6 separate regions of the Mus musculus genome follow, and regions 1, 2, 4, 5 and 6 are each linked to region 3. The links are chromatin loops, found by intact Hi-C in ENCODE. Cell type or tissue: heart. All regions are shown on one strand.

Region 1 (4,000 bases), 150 kb after region 3:
CTCCCTCCTCACCCACCTTTCTTCCTTTCCCCTCTTCCTCCTTCACTTATTTAGTAAAGATGTTTTAAGGTTCAAATGTATTAATATTTCCAAAATTCTTAGAATCAGAGTGGTACCTAGTTCATGCCCCATGGATGTATTTACAAATAAATCAATGTGTAAATCAACAGATCTGGGAGCCAGCAGTCTGGACAACTCTCCACATTCATGTCCTGCTGAACCCCCTCCTTTCCCTCCCTCCTCCTTTCCTTTCCATTTCCTTCTTTCTCAGAAAGCCAACAAGCTGGAATCAGGCCCATTTCGGGGAAGGTCAGGGCCTGAGGAAGGTCTTTTCCCACTCACACCAGGGTGATCTCACTCATCCTTAGGAAATACTAAGACATTTACCCGCCCAAGGTCAAAAACAGCACGAGGTCCTCTTGGCAGGAAGATCCCCGTAGTGAGAGGTAGGCCTACCCAGACATGCAGAGCAGTCCCGCCAGCACCCCCAGAGAGATGCCAAAAGTCCTCTTGGTGATTCTGGAATCCATTATATCATCACCCAAAATAGCACTATTAATACCACATGGGTGTGCCTTTCATTTACTTGAGAGTTGGATGTGGCACAAGGCAAATGTGACCTGGAAAGAAAATGAGAGCCTCTCCGCAGGCTCACAATGTGTGTGTGTGTGTGTGGGGGGGGGAAGCACTCTGACAACCCCCCACCCCCAGCTAGCCAAGACAACCTCATCTTCTGGGAATATTCAGGTAAAAATTGGTGTGAACAAAGATAGTGTCAAAACAAATTCAGACCAGATTCCTCAGAGGGTATGAAAGATATGTTGAGTTGTTGATATCATGACGTATTGACTGCCTGATGAGGACACTGACATACCCTCACGTGGTGGTGTGGGTTTGAGTAGGAATGGCCCCCATAGACTCTTCAAGTCACCTCACACCAGCCATTCCTATGTCACTGTCATCGCCCCCAGTTCACACCCCTCAGACCTTTCTGTTATAGGAGAAGGTCAAGAGCTCAGTCTGCCTAGGTGTCTGCATGAGCTGTTCTCACAGCCTCAAACCCTCTTTCCCCAACATCTTCACTTGATTGGTTCATTCTCAGCTTTTGAATTCCAACTTGGTGTCAGTTCCTGGAAGGCTTCCTTCCATTCTCCGCACGGTAACAAGAAGATTCTACAACAGCACTGCCACGTTAACACCTTCGGGACAGCAGCTGGCATCCAAATGGTCTTCATTTGTCTTTCTCTCCTTGGCCTTCCATTCTCTGCTCCTCATATTAGTTTTCCTTCCTGTTGGCATGATAAACTCTCTTGAGGGAGAAAAGGCTCACATCAGTTTGCAGAGTTCAGGTGTAGTCTATCACACCAGAGAAGAAATAGGGCAGCAGACGCTTGAAGGAGCTGGCCCTCACATCCATAGTTAAGAGGAAGCACACAACAACAAATGCTTCTTCTGGCTGCTCAGCTTCTCTTCTCCATTTATACGGTGCAGGATCTAAATAGGGAATGGTGTCATCCAGAGTGGGCAGTTCTTCCCACTTCAATTAATGAAAGCAAGACAATTCCCCAAGGTATGTCCACAGGCCCATCTCCCTGGTGATTCTAGATTATGTCGACTTGACAGCACTCACTATCACATCCCCTCTACTCCAAGTCATGACCACATCCTTGTATACTGGACAATGTTTGGCATAAGATAACTATCTTGCTGAATAAATTTCTCAGACTCCATCTTGTTAGCCAGAAAATGAGACTCAGAAATAAACCTTTTCCCATGTTCTCTTATTGTGTAAACTTGTTTCGTATTTCCCAAGAGTGAAAGACTCCAGGCCGTGGTTTCTGGATAGGGTTACATTAGGATGTGTTTCCTCACCTTGATGGTGTGTGCTCATCTAAGTCTTGGGGACACTGTTTTTCTGGTCTCTATGGACGTTGTTAGTGCAACTCTGCCCCCTAGTGGCCACATTGGTTTTTCTTCTTTGAGACAGGGTCCAATGTAGTGGAGGTTAGCCTTTGATTGATCCTCCTGTCTCTGTCATTCTAATACTGAGATAACAGACATGAACCATCAAAGCAGTTTTTCTTCAGATATGACATGTTGTAGAAAGTGTTACAGAAGGAGATGTGTAGTTCTGTGCAGCTACAAGCAATTTCAAAGCAGGAGACATCAGCTTCAAGATCAGATAAAGGTTTAAGACCACAAAAATTATATCTGTTAAACTCTGAAATGTGTATCCTTCTTTACAGTCTTTTAGCGTGGTCCCGAGGGGCCCTGACATCGTCTCTGAATTAGTTTTCTCTTGTCTGGAAAAAAGTCTCAAATTGATTTCTACTCTAAACCCCTCTCCACTCCAAGAAGACAGTCATTTTACCAAAGGTCAGGTTTTCCTTGGGTCCCTATCCTGCTCAAAAGCATCTATGAAGTCCCAGTAATGTGATCAATAAAGCCATCTTTCTTAGCCTGCATCCCAGATTCCTCAAAACCCAGGTTCAACATCCTTTCCAGTTTCAATCTCTTCTGCCTTTCCCCCTTGCTTTCCATCTTCATACGATGATGCATAAGACCATGCCTGGAGAACATGCCTGTACTCCATCAGAGCTCTGCCACACTCACAGTGTCCTCTCTACCTTAAATGGTCCTCTGCTCTCAGCAGGCAGCCTAGTCCCACATCACTTGAAGCTGGCTCAAAGCCCCGACTTCCATGAACTGTCACAAGGTGGTGGGATTATGTTTATTTTAACAGTGACATGTGTATAAAAAATTATTAGTATTTACTGGAGGGGTAAATGGCTAGACTGGAATTCTTGTTTGGGGTGCATCTGAAAAATGAGAGGCCACACACAATGGTATTCAGACAGAAACTTCGAACTTGGAACAACCCTGAAGAGTCTAGGAGTCACAATTACTCCAAAGTAGCGATATTACCTACTCCAGAATTTTGTGGTTATTATCCTTCTTAGGGTTTTGATTGGTTCAATGGTTGCTAAATCTCTTTCTGTATATTGAGAGGACGAAGGGGGAAGAAGTTGGGATGTTAGCTTGTGTCCCTTGGAAATGCCAATATCAGAGGCAAGATGCAAAACCTTTATTATCACAATATGAGTGAACACATTTAACAAATTTGTTCCTCCAACTGTTGTTGCCATTTTTCTTGGATTTTTCTGTCTCTTTGGTTTGTCTCTCAAAAGAGTAGCATCTTACAGGTGGCTGAGATGAACAGTGGCGTTACCCTTAGTGAATTTTGAGACCCAGGAGCCAGTAATTTCTAAAGAACACAGCAGGGACAGTTCAGCCACTCCATACATTAATTCTTCCCCCAAGGACCTCCTTATATCTCTGATGAAGACATAGATGAAAGACCTCCCATGCTCATGGGTTGGCTGATTTAATGTTGTAATGACCTGTAAAATCAAAAGCAATCTACAAATTCCATTTAATGTTCATGAAATTTCCAACAACATTCTTCACAGAGCAAGAAGAAAAACACTAAAAAACTCTTTTTGGAGGGTGCAGGCAATGGAGAGATGGCTCAGTGGTTCAGTGTGGATTCTTCTCTCTAATAGGACTCCAGTTTGGATTGCCAGAAACCACATAGAGCATCCACCTGTATGTAACTTCAGCTCCAGGGGCAGGAGGAAGGAGAGGTCAGATACCTCGAGCATAACTAAAAATACACAATTAAAATATTAAAAACCGCAGTGAAAACATTAAAATTTCTGTGTGTGTGTGTGTGTGTGTGTGTGTGTGTGTGTGTGTTGTGGGGGTTGTGTGCATGTGAATGTGAGTGCTATGGTGGTCAGAAGTGTTGGACTTTTTTGGAGTTCCAGTTAGTTATAGGCAGTTGTGAGTAGCCAGATATGGCTGTTGGGAAAACTCTGGCCTTTAGCAGAATGGGCTCTTAACCACCGAATCATCTTCCAAGACCCTAGGCATTCTAAATAATGCTTTGATTCAGTTTTATCTTCTGAAATTTGGAACAATATCCAATTTCCAATATTAT
Region 2 (4,000 bases), 130 kb after region 3:
ACACGCAGAATGTCAGAATAATGATAGTATCGGTGTTCTAATAAATACCTAGTGTAGCTTGAAAGTGGCTTAGGCACAGACAAAGCATCAATTAAATCAGGTGGAGGGGGGTGGGGAACAAGCAATTGCAGGATGCACACAGCATCTCCTCTATGGTTGGTGCATCCTCACACACTCCCTGCCTAGAGGGTGAATACCTCCCCCACCTCCAAGTCCTTTCCCTTTGATGTCTCTCTGAGCTGACTCTGCATCTGTCATAGGTGTGACACAGAGGGTATGCACGGCTGCCCCATGTGTGCCCTCTTACGCTTCCTTTAGCTTCTAGATTTTATGATCAGTGGTCTCTGTTGAGATTGTGGCTGAGAACTTTTGTTTATCCATGCACATTGTTAATTTATATTAGTTCAACTCTTCCGAAGGGTGATTCATACATCTGTTTGTCTTTGGGGATGGGTCTTGAATGACTGAAGTTGCATAAACACCACACACCAGCAAAAAGCACATCTGGTGTTATCTCAAGCTTTACACTTCTGGAGCCCCAGAGCTGTCATGTTGAACCGCAGGAAATCTAACATCGCCCTAGACCCATAACAGCATCCCCACCAAGAGGCACGCAGGGCCAAAGGCTCAGGTGTTGCAAATATTAGTCTGGAATGCTAAATCAGTAAGTGGCCGGGCCATTACCCAGTAATTAGGTTGTCACACTATTGGGTGCCAAAGAGCACTGTAATAACAGAAGTTGTGTCTCTCTTATTTTACGTCTCATCCGGGATCAAATTAGTAGCCAATTTGCTCTATGGCCGTTGAGTAATAGTGGCGTGTGCTGCAGAACTCATTGTTTCTATTCAGTTTGCTGGGTGAGCATTTTGCTGGAGCACTGATGCTTTCCTCATGCAAATGGAAACCGGGCATGCATGCTGCTGCAGAGTTCTGGAGGTGACAAAAATCTTCCAAAAACTCAAAGCCTGACATTTTTGGCCTGTCAATCACAAACAAAACATTAGCAGCTGCTATAAAGCATACCATGCGCTTCTTAATATAATGAATATTATATTCTGTAATTATACTCATTATATCTGTAGAATATTCATTATATTAAAGAGATGAATCTATAAACATGTGGGAGCAAAACAGAAGTACTTGTCTATACACAGATGAGTAAGCATTTGGGTATGTGTATCAATCAGGTTTTAGAACATTTTGATGTAATTTTAAATTTTAAAAATTGTCACACTTTCTTGTGTCAACAGAGATCCTGAAATGAGAAGGTGGGATGCGTCTTACTGACTGTGACAATAACCTTTCTGTCTCCCCCGTCTTTTGTTTTCAGAATTCTCTACTCAGAAGTCACCAAAAAGCCAAGATGTTGGTGCTACTGGCTGGTCTCTTTGTGGTCCACATTGCCACTGCCATTATGCTGTTTGTCTCCACCATTGCCAACGTGAGTCCCAGCCCCCTGTTTCCTCATCCCAGGAAGGATCTTAGGAATAGTTTGGTAAAAGGTTAAAAAACAAACAAACAAAAACGGGAGCTGGGAGTGTTAAATCACAGAGCAGAGAACTTCTTGAATAGCTGTGAGGGGAAAACAAACAAACAAACAAACAAACAAACAAACAAACACATACTCATAGATCGGGAAGAAATAACCAAAGTGTAAAAGGCGAGAGTCCACAAGTGATTCCTCTAGGGGTGTTGGGAGGTTCAGCTTTGAGAAGAATCCTCTCCACGGGAGGTGGACACTGAGGTGCGTTTGGAGGATGGGCGTGTCTCCTCTAGAGGAGGAAGTAGAAGAAAATAGAAGTGCAGTTCAGGCAGAAGGGCAAAGACGCCCTCGTGGGACAGACTCTCCCTGTGCTCAGGTTAACAATATCTGCTCATGCGCTAGATCGCAGATTCCTGATAGATAGATAGACATCAGAGAATAAGGACACTGCTTTGGTTATGAGGTTGACAAATTCAAGTTTTGTGTGGAAATAGGTGTGTGAAATGGAATTTGGTAGGATTAACTTGGTGTCCCGTGAATCAAATAAAACGATCTTCTACGGAGATCGCTAGTCTGTCTTTGCTCTCGGAACCCGGGGCTACTCTGACCCCTAGTGGTCATTTTTAGCACCCACTTTGTATTGTCTTAGACAAAATGAGCCAGTTTCTTGAACTTAGAAGTCAAGGCAGCCAGCTAGCCCATTGTGATGGTAGGATTTGCATGAAGAAGGCAGAGGCAAGAGAGAGGACCATGAGTTTGAGGCCAGCCAGAGCTACACATTTTGCCGGGTGTGTTGGCTTCCGCCTTTAGTACCACTTGGGAGGCAGTGAGTAAAGGTCAGCCGGGTCTATGTAGCAAGTTTCAGTATAGCCAGAAAACTACAGAGAGAAACCCTGCTCGAAAGAAAAAAAAAACCCAAAAATCCAAAAACCCCAAACCAACCAAAACAACAACAACAACCAACAACATTAAAGTTAAGACAGCCAATCATTAGACACACAAACAGTGCTCCAGGGTGGACTACAGTCCTTGCTGTGGTTAAAGGGTGAATAAGGTTTGCTTTGTTTTGTTTTCCAGATAGAGTTCATTTGTGTAGCCCTGGCTGTCCTGGAACTCACTATGTAGACCAGACTGGCTTGGATCTTAAGAGATCTGCCTGCCTCAGCTTCCCAAGTGCTGGTATTAAAGGCGGGTTCCTCTGTTGATTGACAAGGGTGAATAGGTCTTAAAGTCCAGACAGAAGGGGTTTTGCAAACATCAGAGTGTAAATACAAGCTAGGCCAGTTTAAGTGTTATGAAATAGGACATAACCCCTGCCCAACCTGTCTCCTGTAGGCTTGTAATTTGGCCATTCTATAAGCAGACTCCTAATCCTCACAGGATAACAGTGTGGTGGTAAACGTCAAACTGTATTAAGAGCTACCATGTGCTTCCTATTCACCCAGTACCAGCTCTGATGTGGGGGCTGAGAGATCAGGTGATTAGGTATGCTAGGGATTCCTGTTTCAGCACGGTTTGCGCATGTGTAGACAGAATTATCTTCTGTTCCAGAAGGGAATTGTTTTTCTTGGTCCAGGCAAGAAGGGATGGAGAACCTGGGGATGTGCATTTTGGCCACACCTTGTGCTTTTAGCTGCCTCTGCCTTGGAGCCCTTGATGCTGCATTTTGACATGGAATGACTTTGCATGTTCTAATGGTCTGCATCTGACCCTTCTGTATAGAGGAAGGTTGCCTGTGGGCCCCAGGTTCATTCTTGTCTCCGCAGTAGTCCTCTGTTTCTTTGTTGTTTCCAGCTGGACGTTTTCCCTTATCTTTTTTTTTGTTGTTGTTGTTCTTTAAAGATTTATTTTTAAAAGTATGTCTATGTGTGTGGATATGCACATACAAGTGCCAGTGAAGAAGATGTTGGATTCCCTGAGGCTGGAGTTACACATGGTTGTGAGTCTCCTAGTGGAGGCGCTGAGACCCGCACTCTAGTCCTCTTGTAAGAACTATAAATGTTCTTAATTGCTAAGCCGTTTTAAGATCCCCAGACATTTTTGTTTCTGTTTTTGCGTTTTGAGACGGAGTCTCATGTAGTCTACATTGGTCTCAAAGTTGCTATCTGAGTGGAAGCTTTAATTCCGGAGCCTCCTGAGTTATTTACAGGGTGCTGCAGTCACAGCGAGGTGCTCCCAGGCAAGAGTTAACTTGTTTTCCTCATTAGCTAGGGATTTAAATGTGAGTCTTTTTAAAGGAGATTGTGCATACTCAATATATATTTCCTCACCCAGAGTTTTTGTTCCTTAGAACTTCAGAATTTTAAACCACTATGGTGGAATTTCTTTAGTTAGTTTGTGTGTGTGTGTGCACCACCAATAGTGAAATCCAAAATATATCTTTTTGGGGTCACAATTCTCTCTCTTGGGACCTTTGTGTACCTGGGATCTAATTTCTACAGAGACATGAGGCTTAGCAGTATTTATAGCTGCATAGGACGTCTTGGTTAAGATTTGGTCCTGACACGTGTTGACATC
Region 3 (4,000 bases):
CCCTCCCCTTCTTCTGGTAGTTTGAGAAATGCCTCTTGATTAAATGCTGCCATGCCATGAACGAGGACATTTAATGAGTGACAGGGTAATCACAGCCCAGCTGGTCTTGGAGATTATGACAGAGGCCAGAGCAGCACAGATCTGCATTTGCAGAGGGGAAATCCTGTAAAAAAACAAAGGGTGATTGATGTCCTCTCTACCTCTTGTTCCCTAGTAAGGGCTGTGACTGGCTGGGGCTTGACTTCCACAGCAATACACAAAAAATATGGATCCACTGTAACTTCTCAGGGTCTCGCAGGAAGCATCTTTAGGCTCCGCAGTGTTGAAGCTTCGGGAGCCACAGATAGACTACTGGCTTGTTCGGTGTGCAATCTCCATTTCCTAGGCAGTTCATGAACAGTTGCATCTCTCCTCTCATGTTGAGTGTGTTGGGTGGGAATGATGAGGGTGAGGAAGGGGTGGGAGAGAACAGGATGGAAGATCTGGGGAAAAGCCCATGGCCTGATGGCCCTATAATGACCACCATTTCATTTCCAACTTTCAAGCAAGGGATGGGCATCTTTTTATTTTCTCCAAACCAGCTACAACAGCAACAGCAACAACAATAATGAATCCAACCGACCATTAAGGAGTGGGTCACATCTATCCTCTTGGCAGTTACTAGAAGCACACAGCATTCTTTCTGTCCTTAGAATTGTAATATATACACATAGCAGCAGCTACTCTCTTCCTTCTACCCAGAATGTCTTCAGTTTGTTCTGACATGTCCCCACTCTCTTCCCTCAAAGAGACAGGGTTTCTCTGTATAGCCCTGGCTGTCCTGGAAGTTGTAGATCAGGCTGGCCTCGAATTCAGGGACCCATCTTCCTCTGCCTCCTTCTTCATGCTGGGATTAAAGGCGTGCAACCACTGTCACCCAGCATTCTTTTGATCTTTCAATTTTAGTGTAAAAAGCCATTCATTCATTGTTTGAAATGGCTTTCTCCTCTGTCTTTGCTACACCATGCTTCCTTGAAACCATTTTTGTTCTTTTTCACACTGTGTGTGTGTGTGTGCACATGTGTGTAGCAGGGGAGTGACACATGTATGGAAGAGGACTCTGCGAGTTGGTTCTCTTTTTCTTTATCTTTTTCTTTTTTTTTCATTTTAAGAAATTGTATTAACCACTGAGATTTACCATATATAGTAAATTTTGACAAATACTGGTGTTCAAGGCAGGTTTCCTTCTAGAACATACTCTATTGGGAAGTTTGGTGTAGAGGGTTATTCACAGAGTCTAAGGTAGATTCAAACAAGTATGTCAAATAGCCAAACTGGAGGCCAAGAATTTCTGAGTCAGGAAGGTTGGTAGTCTCTGCGAGGTTTGAATAATTCCATCTGAGTATGGAATTTTCTAGGATATATAAAGTTGCACCATGCTTGGGTTATTGGGATGGCTGGGTTGGATGACAATGAAGTCATGATCACTTATGAAGCTGTGGAAGAAAACGATTTTACAATCCAACAAAGAAGTCAGAACTTCATTCAGAGAAAGGAGAAATAATTACAGCTGGTCACTGGTCACTTGTGCCTTCAATGGCTCCCTTGAGGCCAAATGGTTGGAAAAGAAAGTGGTTGTAGACTGCTGTTCAGGAGTTCTCTACTATTTTTTTTATTAGATATTTTCTTTATATACATTTCAAATGCTATCCCGAAAGTTTGGTTCTCTTTTTCTACGGTGTGAGTTCCAGAAATCAAACTCAGGTTGTCAGGCTTCGTGACAAGTCCATTCACCAGCTCAGCCATCTCTCAGGCCCCCCGTGTATCTTTTATGTGTCACCCAAGCACCCCTTTACTCATTGTGACACAACTCACTTTGCTTTGGGAGAAGGGGACAAAAAATTTTGTGGTCCCATTTTGTTCTGGAATAGGCTTGCTTCCAGGATGCATGGTTCCCTCTTGCCGCTGGGTGGCGCTATACCCTCATATTTTCTTTCCTGCCCTTTCCTTTCCTCCAAGCCAGTCCAATGCGGGTAGAGAAGGCTTCGTTCTGCAGAACTGCTCTTTCCTTCAGTTGGCTTTCGTCCAGATACAAATCTACAGACTGCCATGTGTCAGCCTTATGGAATTCAGGACTGAGAATGAACGTTGGGGGTGTTCAGCCACTCCCGGCAGGACATTTTGTAGGACTATTCCCTATAGTTCATTTCTGGTGGCCAGTTCCAGATCTCAGTGACTCAATAGATAGATCCTCAAGTGCCTCCCATAGGAAATGCAACATCACGATATCAGAAAATAGTTAGCCAGCGTTTCCTGATGGAGTTTTGTGCACATGTTTCTCTCCTTAATTGCATCCCCATTCTCTCCACCCGAGAACAGTGACCAATTCTTTTCCCTTCTCGATGCTTCCACCCTTCAAATACTTGGAGACACGTCTCATATCCCGCCTTGAGTCACCGCTTGGCACAACACCGTGTCTTTGGTTTTTATTGCCTCTGCTCATAAACCGCACCCCCGAAGCCTTAATTGCCTCAAGTTTGCCTTCTTCAGAGAAAAGGGGATGGGCGTGGCAGGGTTCGATGCAGAGGCCCAGAGGTTTAGAATGAAGCTAATGAAACCCTACCTCCCCAGCCCCTTACTTATTTGAGCTGCTTCCAAGGGCCTGTTGCCCAATCCAAACTTATAATTTTGTATTCTTTTCCTTAAAGGGTTCCAAAATATTAGTTTAGGCTCCCACAGCAGCTCTGATCCACCCATTCCTAGGGTGCTTGGCTGGGTACTTGCTGGATGTGACCAGTCTTAGTTTCCTCTCTCTGAGGTCCTTGGACCCCAAATTTCAATTTCCTCTAAAAAAAAAAAAAAAAAAAAAAGCAACTGAGTTTCTCTGCCTTGACGCACACAAAAAAAAAATCAGAACTCAGGACTCCATTCATTTCCTTTCATTGTAATTTGGGTTTGCTATTTCCCCAGACCCTTTCCTGTCCTCTCAGAACAGAAAAAGTAACTACTGGTCAATGTAACAAATTCAATTAAGCTTGTCTGGAAAGAAAGCTCGCAAGTCCATATGGAGACAAATAGCCCTCATCTCAACAGTGTTTAAACTTGGTGTGTTTGGACTGTCAGTGGGAAGTCACACTTGGGTGGGACTATTTAAGCTCCTCCCCATTCATGACATCCCAGTGCTGAGGCCGGGGACTGACCTTCACTTGCTAAGGTTCTCAGTCGACCTCCTCTGTGCTGTAGAAAACCATTTTTACTGGCTCTGCATAAAGAGAAATGATGGTCTTGGGACGCCCATACTTTGTCGGCAGAAGTTCAATTTACTGCGAGGCGACCGCGCTGCAACTCGCTGCAGACTAGAGGTAGTTAAGAATGTCGAATGAGAACTAGTGTGTTCACCTCTTCCCTGACACCTGAGCCTGGGGCTAAGGGATCTAGTCATTTTGTCCCCCAAGCTATTCACCAAAGACATCTTGTTTGCCCCACCTCGAAAGAGTTTCTCTGTCCTCCCAGGGGCCAGAATTCTTGACCCATGGCCTCATTAGGTAATTCCTTTCTGTTACTCAACGAGCACAAAGCTGGAGTGGAATCTAAGTGCTTTGGCTGTCGCTGAAGGATGCACAAACAGCTCTGCTCTCTGCACCTCCACGTTCTGACAGGCACACCTTCCACGGAGCTCACGTGCCTTCTTTGTGAGGCTCATTTGACTCAGTCAATGCACGGAGTAAAGCAGATTTTTTTTTTTTTTAACAGATTGCGGACTCCAGCACTGTCTTCAAATGAAGGATGTTTGTAATGCTAACAAGGCTCATGAACACATGTTGGGAAGCCTACGGGCGAAGACATGAACACAGAACGTGTCCAAACAGCATCGAGTGCATACCACTTTTCCCAGTTCTTATACAAAAGCAACTGGGAGCCACAAAAAGACCCCAGAGGGCCTAAAGCGTACCTGAGGCCCTTCTACACAGATGTAGAGTTTTCAGACAGATCTGCCAATACATTTCCTCCCACCTGTGGG
Region 4 (4,000 bases), 580 kb after region 3:
AAGGAATATGAGACGGAGAAAGAGTAATCCAAGAGAGGAGTTCATCGTACAAGTTCATCTCAAAAGCAGCAGCACACCATCTCTTCTGGCTTATCCCATGCCTGCTACTCTAAGCTCCGCCCCCATCTCTTCTGGCTTATCCCATGCCTGCATCTCTAAGCTCCGCCACCATCTCTTCTGGCTTATCCCATGCCTGCATCTCTAAGCTCCGCCCCCATCTCTTCTGGCTTATCCCATGCCTGCATCTCTAAGCTCCGCCCCCATCTCTTCTGGCTTATCCCATGCCTGTATCTCTAAGCTCCGCCCCCATCCCTTCTGGCTTATCCCATTCCTGCATCTCCAAGCTCCGCCCCCATCTCTTCTGGCTTAGCCCATGCCTGCATCTCTAAGCTACGCCCCCATCTCTTCTGGCTTATCCCATTCCTGCATCTCCAAGCTCCGCCCACACTTGGAAGCAGGCTGAGCTAGAACTTTGGTAAGAGCAGGGGCCATGTCCAGGGAGTATCTCATTGCAGCATGCTCCTCATAGTCTTCCCTGCCTCTTGACCTTCTTATCCCTTCTGCTAAGTGCACACAGTCCTTGAGAGAGAGAGAGTGAGCTGTCACATTCGCCTTGATTTTTCTCTTAGCCTCTGATGCAGGGGTCTCTATGACTGAGTCCTTCACCTATGTCTGCGGACTTAGACTAAAGCTGACTGCATGCTGACAGCACAGGGGGGTAAAGGCCAGACTCTCACAGACTGCAGAAAAGCCAGTCGGGATGGATTTGTCTGTGCTCTGAAATGTGGCTACATGATCCTTGTGGTTCTCTGAAGAACCAGTTCCACTCTGAGATGGAATGCTTCTAACTTCAGGAGTAGGATGTGGGAGAATCTAAAATGCCACTTTCCTGGAACAGAGAGAGACTAGGCCCTCCCCTCACATCCTTATTTAGAACTTGCACAAATATACAAGCAATTAATGCCATTACCTTCTTCCTTTCTATCTGGAGCGCTGAACTAACACACTCTCTCTCTCTCTCTCTCTCTCTCTCTCTCTCTCTCTCTCTCTCTCTCTCTCTCTCTCTCTCTCCCTTCCTCCCTTAATCGCTGTCAGTTTTTTTTTTTTCATTTTACATTTAAGATGTGACGGCATTTTCCTATTCTAAGGGGAGTGGGGTTTTTGTTTTTATTTATTTTTCTGTTGTTTGTCTGTTTGTTTTTAATTCTACACTTCTTTCTCTTACTCCCCACCAACATACCTTTTTGAGCCCTCCTTACTCTTGGTTGAAGCCTTCTCCTCTGGGCCCACTGGTACTTTTGGATCACTCCAAATCCTCTTGCAACGCTTTAAGGTGTTAAATGGTGGCATATTGTTTCTATATTTTGTTGCCTGAGAAATAGAGGGGCCTTCACCCAGTGTCTATTGTTTTCTAAGGTGAAATGGGAGACTTAGTGTATTACAGACTGAGGTGGTTCAGACTTCGAAGACATAGCACAGAAGTCTCAGTCGCCCTCTAGAGACCTCAAGATGAACTGCAGGGAGGCACCAAAAGGCCAGATAAACTGGGTACCCCTTAATCCCAGTGTGCCCTTTCCCAAGGCACACATTTTAGCTCTTAAACAAGGAATGGGTGCTTTCTGAAATCTTCTCTGTTCTTGGAGATGACTCTCCAGTGTCTCCAGGGGTGGAAATGGAGAACGTGTAGTGCAGCCAAAGGAGACTGCTCTCCTTAGCTCCAGAAGGGCGATAGTCCGCTGCTGCTGCTGCTCTCTCTGATATTTAGAAGATTCTGAAATCCAGAATTCTACAGAAATCTGAATCCTTAAGTGCTAGGAGCCAATTTAACCTTTAGATGTCCCATCTTTCCTATAGGACACACAGATCACATCTATGATCTAAAAACAGACAGAGAACTTCCTGTTTTATATCCATCTGCACCACGTCCCTGTGTAAGGTCACATTGGGATGCTACAGGGTCAAGTGAGGACAAGTAAAAAAGTGACATAATTGCCATAATTAACAGTCAGGAAAGAAAGCCAAAAGATGTCATGTTCGCTTATGACAGCAGATTAGAGAGGCAACTTACCATACATAGCTCGTAGTGAACAATGAACATTCATGCTTTGTTGGGAAACGCAAGCATAAATATTGAAATGGTTACAAAAATTCATCTCATTCTCTATGGGCTAGCCACAGCATAACAACAAAAGGAGATCAAATATTAACACCACATTGCTCCGTTCCATGGGTAGGAATGTGCCTGAAGTCTCGGCACAACAGCTTTATAAAATTTCAGCAGAGGGTCTATCGGCATAATTTTAAAAAATTAAATGTTTACTTGAAGTCAGTCATGGTTTAAACTTTCCCCAAATAATGTTTCACAATTGGTACACATACAAGTAGCAACTTTCTCTATGAATAATCGCATTTCCAGGAGGCCCTTTGAGGCTGGGACCATATGGCTCAGAGCCACCGCATCCTGGCTCACGGTTCCCAGAGCACTTGGTATTATATTCATTCATTTGCTCATGTGTTAGCTCCCTAGCCCCGCCCACCAGGAAATGAGCTCCCTGAAGCCAGGGAAGGGGTCAGTTTTGTTCAAAACTGCCCTCCCCTGGTCTCTGCCAATCCCTAGAAGAGTGCTTGGTGCATTCATCTTCTGTGGGCCACTTAGAGTCTCCTAGAGCCACTGGGACAGGTCTTAACTCTTTCCTGCTGGGCTGATGGCTTTCTTCTCTCCTTTATGAAAGGATAAAGATTTGGTCTTCTTTTAAAGCTTAATGGCTGGGAGATAAAATGAGAGTAGGGGACAGAAGCAGCGCAGCAGCTTAAGTATCTATTAAACAGATACTTCCCCCCGGGAAAAGAAATGTCTGTTATAAACCATCCCTGGGTTTTATAGGTTAAGCCTCGGATGACCGGACTTCATCTCTAGAGCTTCCTGGTAGAATCTGAGAGTTAGCACTCCCCAGAGGTTCCAGGGTGGAGCCAAAGCTCATGCCCAGTCACACTGTGGGAATGTTAATGTCTGTGGGCCACAAAACACTATGTACGTATCAGGTGTTGCTGTAACTCAGTCTCCCTCTTCGCCAACATTTCCTTTATATGCAACCCTGAATCTGGCTTTGTCTTTTATCATTAAACAATGTTCTCCTGTGGAAGGAATTCCTTTATGGTTATAAGCCGGTCTATCCACCGCAGATGGAAGAAGCCATAAAGGGGAGTCCTTTATGACCAACCACAAAGTTGTGGTTTATTACAATGAAACAGGATCCAAGTATATCAAAGAGCACAAGGACACGCTCTGAGGTTTCATAAATAGGTGTGCCTCCTTATGTGCTTCGGCTGCTATTGAAAGGCTACTGAGAGGCCACAGAATGCTTAGTCTAAACAGTATTTCCAATACTCCCGTGACTCTGTGTAGCCCTCGGACTGCTGGAGACTTGATCTGCCATGATCTTGCTACTCATTAGTATTTGAACTGTGAAAGTCCATGAGCAAAAAGTCATATCAAACCTAGGTCCTCAAAAATACTAGACAAGTGATCAATCCCTCAACTATATCCTGTTTCCCAGAAGTCATCTCAGAATGACAGGAGAAAGGATGCTCATTATCAATTTGGGGGTTTGTTTGTTTGTTTGTTTGTTTGTTTTGAGACAGGGTCTCAAGTAACCTATGTTGGCATGGAATGTGCTACATACCCAAGGATGACCTTGGACTGCTGATCTTCTGGCTTCTGCCTCTCAAATGTGGAGAATAGAGCCACATGTCCTCATGGTGGCTTGTTCAGTCATCATCAAGTACATGAACAATTTCATTTGCTGCTTCCTAGCTTTGGTCTTGGTTCAAGACCAAATTGAATTTGTTCTTAGTGTGTGTTTCTATGTGTATAAGGGGTCATTTTCTTCTTTTCTAGAATCTGATTCAGTTGTATCATTTGTTTAAACTGTGTTCAAATGCAATCATAGTGGACACATTTATGATAAACCTTGGTACATGACAGGTACTATATTAAGAA
Region 5 (4,000 bases), 160 kb before region 3:
CAAGCCAGCAGTATCACAGTGGAAGCCCGGGAAGTGACCTGTGATTTAACTCAAATCTTACACCATCTACCTGGAGACAATATCACATCCCATGGATTGAGAGAGCCCAGAATTCCAAACGGATCACCATCACTTGTTTATCAGTCTGGTCCCTGGGTGCTAGATCTGTGTTTCTAATTTCTCTGCTATAAACTGGGTGTTCTCACCCTTTCCTGTCAGGACTGACTCCCAGGAGTCGGGGAAATGTCTCTGCATTTGTTATAAAGGCTGCTGCAAAGGATACAGATGAGATCTACAGGCTAGCCATGGGAGAAGCTTCTGACCTTATGACTCTATGTGCACCATCCACCAGGGCAGGCCAAGCACGTAGCCTCCTGAAGCGTTTTGGATTGTGTCTGAGTTTGTATGGAGTTGGTGTGCCTAGCAGGACTGCAGATAGATGTGTGTGTGTATGTGTGTGTGTGTGTGTGTGAGAGAGAGAGAGAGACAGAGACAGAGACAGAGACAGAGAGAGACAGACAGAGACAGAGAGACAGACCCTGCAAGGCTTGTGTATTCCTCTCTCTCTCTGGCCCAAGATGACTTGGAATTCACCATGTAGCCCACGTTGGCTTGTGGCCATCCTGCCTCAGTCTGCTAACTGGGAATTAAGGTCATCGTGACTAGCAACTTCCGGGCTCTTAGGTCTTCCGTTCTTCGTTCTTCACTGGAAGGTATCAGATTACCTCTGGATAAGGAGACTGAAGACCTGCTACCTGCTCCTCCTTTTTGGGGATAGTGTTTAGCTCTGTATGGGGGCCTCAAACTCAAGGGGATATGCTTGCCTCTGTCTCCTGAACTCTGGGACTAAAGGTATGTCTCTTGAGACAAAGTCTCATGGAGCCTAGGGTGGCCTCCAACCCTATGAAGCTGAGGCTGGTATGGCCATTCTGCTCCCACCTCCCCTGAAGGGCATAGAATGTTCTGGGCCCATCTTGTCGTTAAGGGAGGAGCCTTGCCAGGGTTTCTTTCTTTTTTTTTTTTTCTTTTTTTTTTAAGATTTATTTATTTATTATATGTAAGTACACTGTAGCTGTCTTCAGACACACCAGAAGAGGGAGTCAGATCTCGTTACGGATGGTTGTGAGCCACCATGTGGTTGCTGGGATTTGAACTCTGGACCTTCGGAAGAGCAGTCGGGTGCTCTAACCCACTGAGCCATCTCACCAGCCCGTTGCCAGGGTTTCTATACCTATGGCTGTTGAGACACCGAGGAGGACCTGGGAATGGCACCATCTCTGTCTCTGGAGAGCTTTGGCCAAGAGATTAAATGGTCCCCCAAGTGGAAAGATGGTCACAACATTCTGAGTGCGTGCCCTTTCTGGTAACAGAAGACTGCCTCTGCAAAGTGCTGGTCTTTCCCATGGCCCGTTGTCACTTCTGTTCATTTATAAGCTCTTTGCGTCAAGGGCTAGAAGTTCCACGTTTGAGAATTACTATACGGAAGAGGACTTCAATCTCATCTCCGCCCATAGGAAAGTAGAATGCGAAGACTCAGTCCAGGCTGGCCCTTGGCCAGTGTCAGTTGATTGATGTCTGGAGGCAAAGTGCCACTCTTTGAACTAAACGGTTAATGATGAATCAATGCGCAAGCCCAGCAGCCTTCTCTCTTTTTTTTAATCACGTGTGAAATAGACTTAGGGTCCCACCTTTCCGAACCAAAGTTGCCATACCCGGCTTCTCCACTAGATGGCAGGAAGACCTCAGCGTTCAACCCTGGGGAGCCTAAATACAGCATCTCCTGGCTTAAGGCCCCATTCTGGTTGAGGGCACAAGATTGTGAGCAGGACCGAGGGAGGCGTGCCTCAGAGCTGCCCCTTCCCCTAACCTTTAAAGCCACTTCCCGTCTCCTTTGCCCTTATTTTTTTTGTGTGTGAACTTCTCCAAGGTTTCCCAGCCCGTTTGCACGCAACCTGGCATCATTACATGTAACGTCTCACGGACTGATCTTATGAATGTCATCTGGTATTTATGTGGTGAGAACATTGGCTCTCGGTCAAAACCAGAAGTACAAGCTGGCCCTGGAGATCCAGGAGCCCCCTCCGCCCTCCCACTCGCTCCGTGTTTCCTTCCGTTCTGGGCTTACTGTTGCTGAGCACTGAATGCCCTGTTGGGCTTTTTTGATTTCCTGACTACTTTCTTTTGTTGCTGCCAGGGTTTTGCATGGTCACTGATATCCCAGCCTCAGCCTCAAATGGAGCGTTGCTTCAGAAAATCCTAACTGTTTACCTCTGAGCACCGGGGAATCTGGACTTTAGCTTGTAGGTTGCTGTCTTTGTGTGTTAAACATTTTAACTAATTAATTAATCAATCAATTAATTAATCAATCAATTAATTAACTAATTAATTAATTATGTGTGGGTTCCTGTGCATGTGTGTAGAGGTCACTTCTCTCTTCCCACCACACAGGTTCTAGAGACTGAAGTCAGGCCCAGACTTGCATCTCTCCCTGCTGAGCTATTGCCTGTTTCCTTTTCTTTTCCTTCTTTTACATGAAAGGTTTTATTATATGCGTGCTTTTATCTGTGTACGTGTATCACATGTATGCCCTCAGGGAAAGAAAGGGACCGGTCCTTTAGGGGTGAATTACAACCAGTTGTAAGCTGCCTTGTGAATGCTGGGAACGGAACTCAGGTCTTCTGTGAGAATAGCCAGTGTTCTTAGCTCTTGAGCCCCCCCCCCCTCTCTCTGACAGGATCTTATATAGCTTGTGTTAGCCTCAAAGTCACTTTGTAGGCAAGGTCCTTCTACCTCCGCCTCCCAAGAAGTAGGACCACAGGTGTATATAGCACCATGTCTGGCTTGCTTTTGGAATGTGTGTGTGTGTGTGTGTGTGTGAACCTCTACCTATATGCATGTATGGAGGTCAGAAGGAGACACTGAGTGTTTCTGTTCTATCACCCTCTGCCTTATTTCTTGGAGACAGGGTCTCTCACTGTAGCTAGAGCTAGGCTAGCAAGCCCTGGCGATCTTCCCTGACAAGGCAGAGGCTACAGGTACATGTGTAACCACAATGTTTTACTTGGGTCTTGGGTATTTGAACATAAGTTCTCATGCTTGCATAGCAAGCATACTTACTTACTGAGCCAGGTGTGAGGCAGGGTTTGATGCTGTATCCCAGGCTAGCCTGGTACTACATATCCCAGGCTGGCCTTTCACTCTCAGGACTCCTGTTCCGGCCTCCCAGGTATCCCTTACAGGCCTGCATCTGCATGTCTGGCTCTAGAACCCTTTGTCTTCAGGGCAGATAATGCTTTGGCCTCCCTGGATTCTGCTGATGTTCCATAGATGGCTGGGTTTGGGTAGCAAGTCACTGGTGCCTGACCCTGCAACTCCCCAAATACCTACAGAGTTGCCCATTCCTTGGAGAGGAACATCTCTGGACCTAAAACTCTGTGGTTTAAGGAGGTCGCAGAGACTGTCTGGTTGGTGTCTCTGCAGCCTTCATTTAACAGGAAACTCAGGGAAGCACGATGGAGCAGATACAGTAAGGATTGTATCGCTGGTTCTTGGCTCTCTCTGCTGTCAATCCCTGATCAATTCTACAACTGTTTTTAAAGGGAGCATTTGGTCAAAGAAACAAAGCCTGAGTATGATCACCCATATTTTCAGGATTCCTCTGATTCTCCTTCTTCAAATCAGGAGCCCTCTCCTGGCCTCTCTCCTGGTCTTCTCGCCCTGTCTGGCATGGAAGCCGCAGGGAGGCACTGGTGGGAACTGCCTTTCTGATTTGTCCTCCATCTCCCAGCCTTGAGTCAGCTGTCAGGTGAGGGCGCTCCAGACAAGAAGAAAAGCTTTCCCTCAAGCTGCAGCCCGTGAGATGGGGGTGGGGTGGGGGTGGGGGGACGACGACACAAAGTTCCCGCAGGCCTGAAGCCTCTGTGCAGTGTAAGCCAGCGCCCAGTGCTGATTCTCTCTCTGTGGGAAGTTATGTCTCCTTTAAGGGACATTCACCTGACCT
Region 6 (4,000 bases), 73 kb after region 3:
AAAACCCCTACTATTTCCTTAGGATGGTAAGAGCAGGTGAAGGAGGCAGATGGATAGCAAGCATTCTACGGTCATGATGTAGTACAGTCTTTGAGTTACTTAAAAAAATGTATCTTCCAAAAGTTTCACAAGAGCAATGATTTTATTCACTAGATATCTAAGGTTTCTGGGGTGAAATAATTTGCTCAAACCGTGGATTCAAAGGCCAGCTTTTCAGCTCTGAAGCCCCTTCATTGAGAGAGCCTGCAGATTACATCAGGGAAGATGGGGAGAGGAGAGAAGGCGAAGAGCCGAAGGACCATAGTGTAGATTCACTGTTTGTGATGCACAGGTGGTTGAAGACCGCATTGGCTGAAGAGTCTAGAGGGAGACTTGTGATGAGGGAGGCAGAGGTGGAGAGTTAGGAAAGTCGGAAGCTCAAGCAGAGGCCACTCTTAGCGTCAGAGCTCCTCAGGAGTCCTAGGGTGCAACCCTGGCAAGTCACAGACCTGCTCAGCCAAGCTAACCCTGCTCTCTCCAGCCCCTTCCTATGTCCTGCCCCCTTATGCCCCTATGTCCTGCTCACCAGCTCCAGCCTTATTGAGCACTTCAGGTGTTTTGAGTCTCAGGCAAGCTGACCCTGCTCTCCCCAGCCTCCTCCTATGCCCTCCCAGCTCCAGCCTTATCAGTGAGTCTGGTGTTTTGAGTGCCTATCATCTACATTCCTTTTGACTAAATAGGCTGTGTGTCAGAGATTGTGACAGTGAGCGACTTCTTCCTCCCCTCGGTGACCACTTCCATTCATTCAGCCAATTCCCCACTTGTCAGGGGTTTTGTTTTGTTTTGTTTTTGACTCGGGGTCTTACTCTATAATCCAAGCTACAGTAGAACTCACTGTGCAGCCCATGCTGGGACTGCAGGCATGAGCCACCATTCCTGGCCCATGCTTCCTTTCTCTTAACTGTGTTTTGTCTTCCACATTGCTCACTTCTACTTGTAATTATATATCCATTAGTGTTTCCTTGGGCAAGGTCGGTCTCCTCTAACAGCTGTAAGTTGCGTTGGTGAAGCAAGGTGAGGCTCCATCTGTTTTGCTCTCCCAGTTTGTGGCCCATAGTCTAGCATATATGCACTTTAAACATATTTATTTGATGGAGGATGGCAGAAAGATCAGCCTGAACCAGGGATAATGTTAGTGGGAATAGAATGGAATGGTGATGGTTCTATGTGTCCAGAGACATTTACGGAAGAAGAGCTGACTGAGACTAGACTGTGTGGGGACAGAGGGAAAGATGGAGACAGGGAGGCCATACTGTCACAGAAGCTCCGGAAGAGCTGGCTTCCATGGCATGGAACACCAATACCGCAGAGGAAGAATGCAGAGCACAAGGCAGGCACCACCTTTTTACAATTCTGTGGTGACCTTTGTTTGCAGTGAAGCCTCCACAGAGCATGACCTGTGACTGCTGGCCCAAGGGCGTGGCGTGGCAGGACAATAGCACTGTTATTGTGAGCAGAGTGAGTAACAGAAAGGCCGTCCAGGAAGATTTTCAAGATTGTTAGAGGGTAGCAGAAGTCTAGTAGGAGGAGAAATGAAATGAGCTATGGGTGGAGGTCAGGAGACGGGGTGGGGCCTGGTGAGGGAGGCGGGCTTAGGAGGGAGGAGAAAGGTGTCAGGAGTCCAGGAAGGAAGATGCTCACTGTCCTGTTAGAGAAGATGAAGGCTTTGGAGGCGGAGAATGTGAGGTTTCAGTGCTGGCGAGCAGCTGGTCATTTCTTGAAAATTCTGCCGATACCCTGAAGTGGAGTGGGAGAGGAGCTGGGAGAAAGGGCAGGAACAGGCACAGGCTCTTCAGTATGCCCTCCCTTTGCACAAGCGCAAGCTGGGAACAGGAAAGAGTGGGCCAGAACAGGAGCAACATAGCCTCTTTAAACTACCACAGAAGCCTGAGAACCAGGAATGGACAGGGAACATTCCAGGATTGTGCACACAGCTGGCCCTAGCTATTGCCTGCCCCAGTGGTGCCCCCTCTTAGGGCTGTGGGAAGAGGCGCTTTCCTGTGTACACAGGTGGGGCAGACTACAGTTCCAACTTCCAGCCCCGCCTCCGGCCCCGCCTGGCTGCTGGCAGACTTCCTCTTGGGCTGAGAACTCTGCTGCCCGGTCCGGTCCGCCGCCCGAGCATCCCTCACGCTTACTCCCACAGCAATGTCATAAGGGCTTCCCCCGAATATGATCTCATTCATTCTCAGGGCACTGTGGAAATGCTGACTTCCCTTTGAAGCTGCCAGTCAATTAATGCCTTGGGTGAGACCATCTGCAACCAAGTCACCCTTAGGTCTTTGGTTTGAAAGCCAGATTCTTGCATGCATGTCACACTGTCTGCAGCAGGCTGTTCTGCTCTGGTGATGGTGCGGTGGCTCGACCCGATAGATGCACTCTGGCAATAAAGCACTGAACTGTGCGGCTGGATGAGAATGGAAAAATGGTTGCATGGCAGAACCAGATGGCAGGGAGCCATTGTTTGCCATCGGCTAGAGCTTGCCAGCTGGAGCCACTTCCTGTGCCCTCAATGAGTCAGGAAGCCAAATCTATTTTTTTTTAAACTTGTGGTTTTCAAACATAAATTTAAAAAAATTTTAAAAAATTAGTATGTATTAATTGGGTTTTCATTATCAATCACACTTCCGCTGGGAGAATAGATGATGTCTGTAAACCACAAATCCCATGGAGATAAAAAACAGAACAGGCATTGTATGCATGTCAGTGGTGTGTGTGTGTGTGTGTGTGTGTGTGTGTGTGTGTGTGTGTGTGTGTGTGTGTGTTAGGAGTTAGGGCAGAGACAGGAAGGAGAAATGTCTAAAATTATATTTGCCCAAGTTGAGCAAACCTATGTCTTACATCAAGAGGGGAAACAGCTTGCTTCCTCCTGATTCACTGGGGATGCTGGTGGGTCCACCCCAAGGTAAAGTGCTCTCACGATGGTCAGGCCACCTCATCTCCTGGGCTTAGCTTTCCTTTCTTCAAAAAAGATTTGATGGCTTGTACCAGATGCTCTGAGCTTGCACCCGATGCTCTGAAGTTCTGACTGCTTTGACTCATCTGTGACTCCATCCCGTTTTTTTAAGCACTCCCCCCCTACTTTTTGAGATTATAACATATCTTTCCTTCCCTTTCCTCCCTCCAAGAGTACATTATTCTTAAAAACCAGAAACTGCTGAATTGGGAAGAGACGTTTCTGCCTGGAAACCTCTCCTTCAAGGAATGGGAGGTCTGTGAAAGATAGTCATTTTCTTGAGGGTAGATTATGTTCTGTGGTATTTAACTAGCCAACTCTCATCTAACTAGCTGATTAACTAAATAACCAACCAGTGGACTAACTAGCCTGATAACTGACTAACTAGAACCTGAATACAGCCAGGGAATTAGCAAAGAGCAGCTATGAATACCATCCTCCATTGGACCATGAGAATGGGAAGTCCTGTGGAACCACAGCTTCTGGCAGATGCCAGCTAGAAACCACGGTCACTTCTGTGGCCGTCTGAAATGCTCAGAAATGATTTGCATGCATGCGTTTTCTCTAATCTTGGACGGCTGGACAGCGGCCCTGAGGAGCTCTGTGACACGCACCTGTGCCTTCTGAGCACTTCTCTGTTCACAGGACAGTTTCACGGGACCCTGCCAAGTGTGGAGAGAGGCCCCGTGTGCACTTTCAGTCACATGACTCATGACTCAGGTGCCTTCTGGTTCTTGCTTGTCACCTAGTATGGGAACCTGGGAGGAAAGGTGAGATCTGACTGGGCAGAGGTTCTCTGGGAGGGTCCAGGGTTGGGCAATGGCTTGTTGTTCTACAGGCTGCCCTGACCCTTTGCATGCGAATGTAATAAAGTTATCACACAGGCACAGAATTGCTGCCCTCAGATCATTCAGAGCCACACCAAAATCAGGGGTCGGAAGTGGGGGCTGGGGCGGGAATCTACTTGAATGAAGTAGGTTGGTGACTGACTTCCTCAGCAGGGAA

The links. A loop is a pair of places that touch in the nucleus more often than their neighbours do. Peaks named below come from ENCODE experiments on the same cell type or tissue, not always from the same donor. Only the 100,000 strongest peaks of a DNase experiment are listed, where the experiment ranks them.
Region 1: a loop joins it to region 3, with 6 times the contacts of the local background. A loop is called at or near these places in 11 of 42 quality-filtered maps.
Region 2: it touches region 3 in a loop (7-fold over the local background); 41 of 42 quality-filtered maps call a loop at or near these places.
Region 4: a loop joins it to region 3, with 5 times the contacts of the local background. A loop is called at or near these places in 4 of 42 quality-filtered maps.
Region 5: it touches region 3 in a loop (4-fold over the local background); 15 of 42 quality-filtered maps call a loop at or near these places.
Region 6: it touches region 3 in a loop (3.0-fold over the local background); 4 of 42 quality-filtered maps call a loop at or near these places.

The regions. Positions count from the first base shown.
Region 1 is chr6:135,398,578-135,402,577 of GRCm38, forward strand. No RefSeq gene overlaps it. Among named protein-coding and RNA genes, the nearest start is that of Emp1, 38 kb to the left of the region's middle. In heart, a CTCF peak has its summit at 1,958 (motif pointing left); DNase peaks (open chromatin) are centred at 414 and 1,937.
Region 2 is chr6:135,375,848-135,379,847 of GRCm38, forward strand. It overlaps Emp1 (epithelial membrane protein 1), which reads left to right. Exons shown (of 5, transcript NM_010128.4): 2 at 1,331-1,441. The coding sequence starts at 1,364. Among named protein-coding and RNA genes, the nearest start is that of Emp1, 15 kb to the left of the region's middle. In heart, no CTCF peak of the experiment used is centred here; no DNase peak of the experiment used is centred here; H3K4me3 peaks cover 446 bases; H3K27me3 peaks cover 68 bases.
Region 3 is chr6:135,247,960-135,251,959 of GRCm38, forward strand. The region is part of intron 2 of Gsg1 (germ cell associated 1); the gene reads right to left. Among named protein-coding and RNA genes, the nearest start is that of Gsg1, 4.4 kb to the right of the region's middle. In heart, a CTCF peak has its summit at 1,940 (motif pointing right); DNase peaks (open chromatin) are centred at 2,072, 2,412 and 3,469; H3K27ac peaks cover 1,228 bases; H3K27me3 peaks cover 438 bases.
Region 4 is chr6:135,826,654-135,830,653 of GRCm38, forward strand. All of the region lies in intron 6 of Grin2b (glutamate receptor, ionotropic, NMDA2B (epsilon 2)), which reads right to left. Among named protein-coding and RNA genes, the nearest start is that of Gm14330, 24 kb to the right of the region's middle. In heart, a CTCF peak has its summit at 1,506; no DNase peak of the experiment used is centred here.
Region 5 is chr6:135,086,193-135,090,192 of GRCm38, forward strand. No RefSeq gene overlaps it. Among named protein-coding and RNA genes, the nearest start is that of Gprc5a, 23 kb to the left of the region's middle. In heart, a CTCF peak has its summit at 1,706 (motif pointing right); a DNase peak (open chromatin) is centred at 1,719.
Region 6 is chr6:135,321,413-135,325,412 of GRCm38, forward strand. No RefSeq gene overlaps it. Among named protein-coding and RNA genes, the nearest start is that of Gm36582, 3.9 kb to the left of the region's middle. In heart, no CTCF peak of the experiment used is centred here; DNase peaks (open chromatin) are centred at 1,539 and 2,129; H3K27ac peaks cover 497 bases.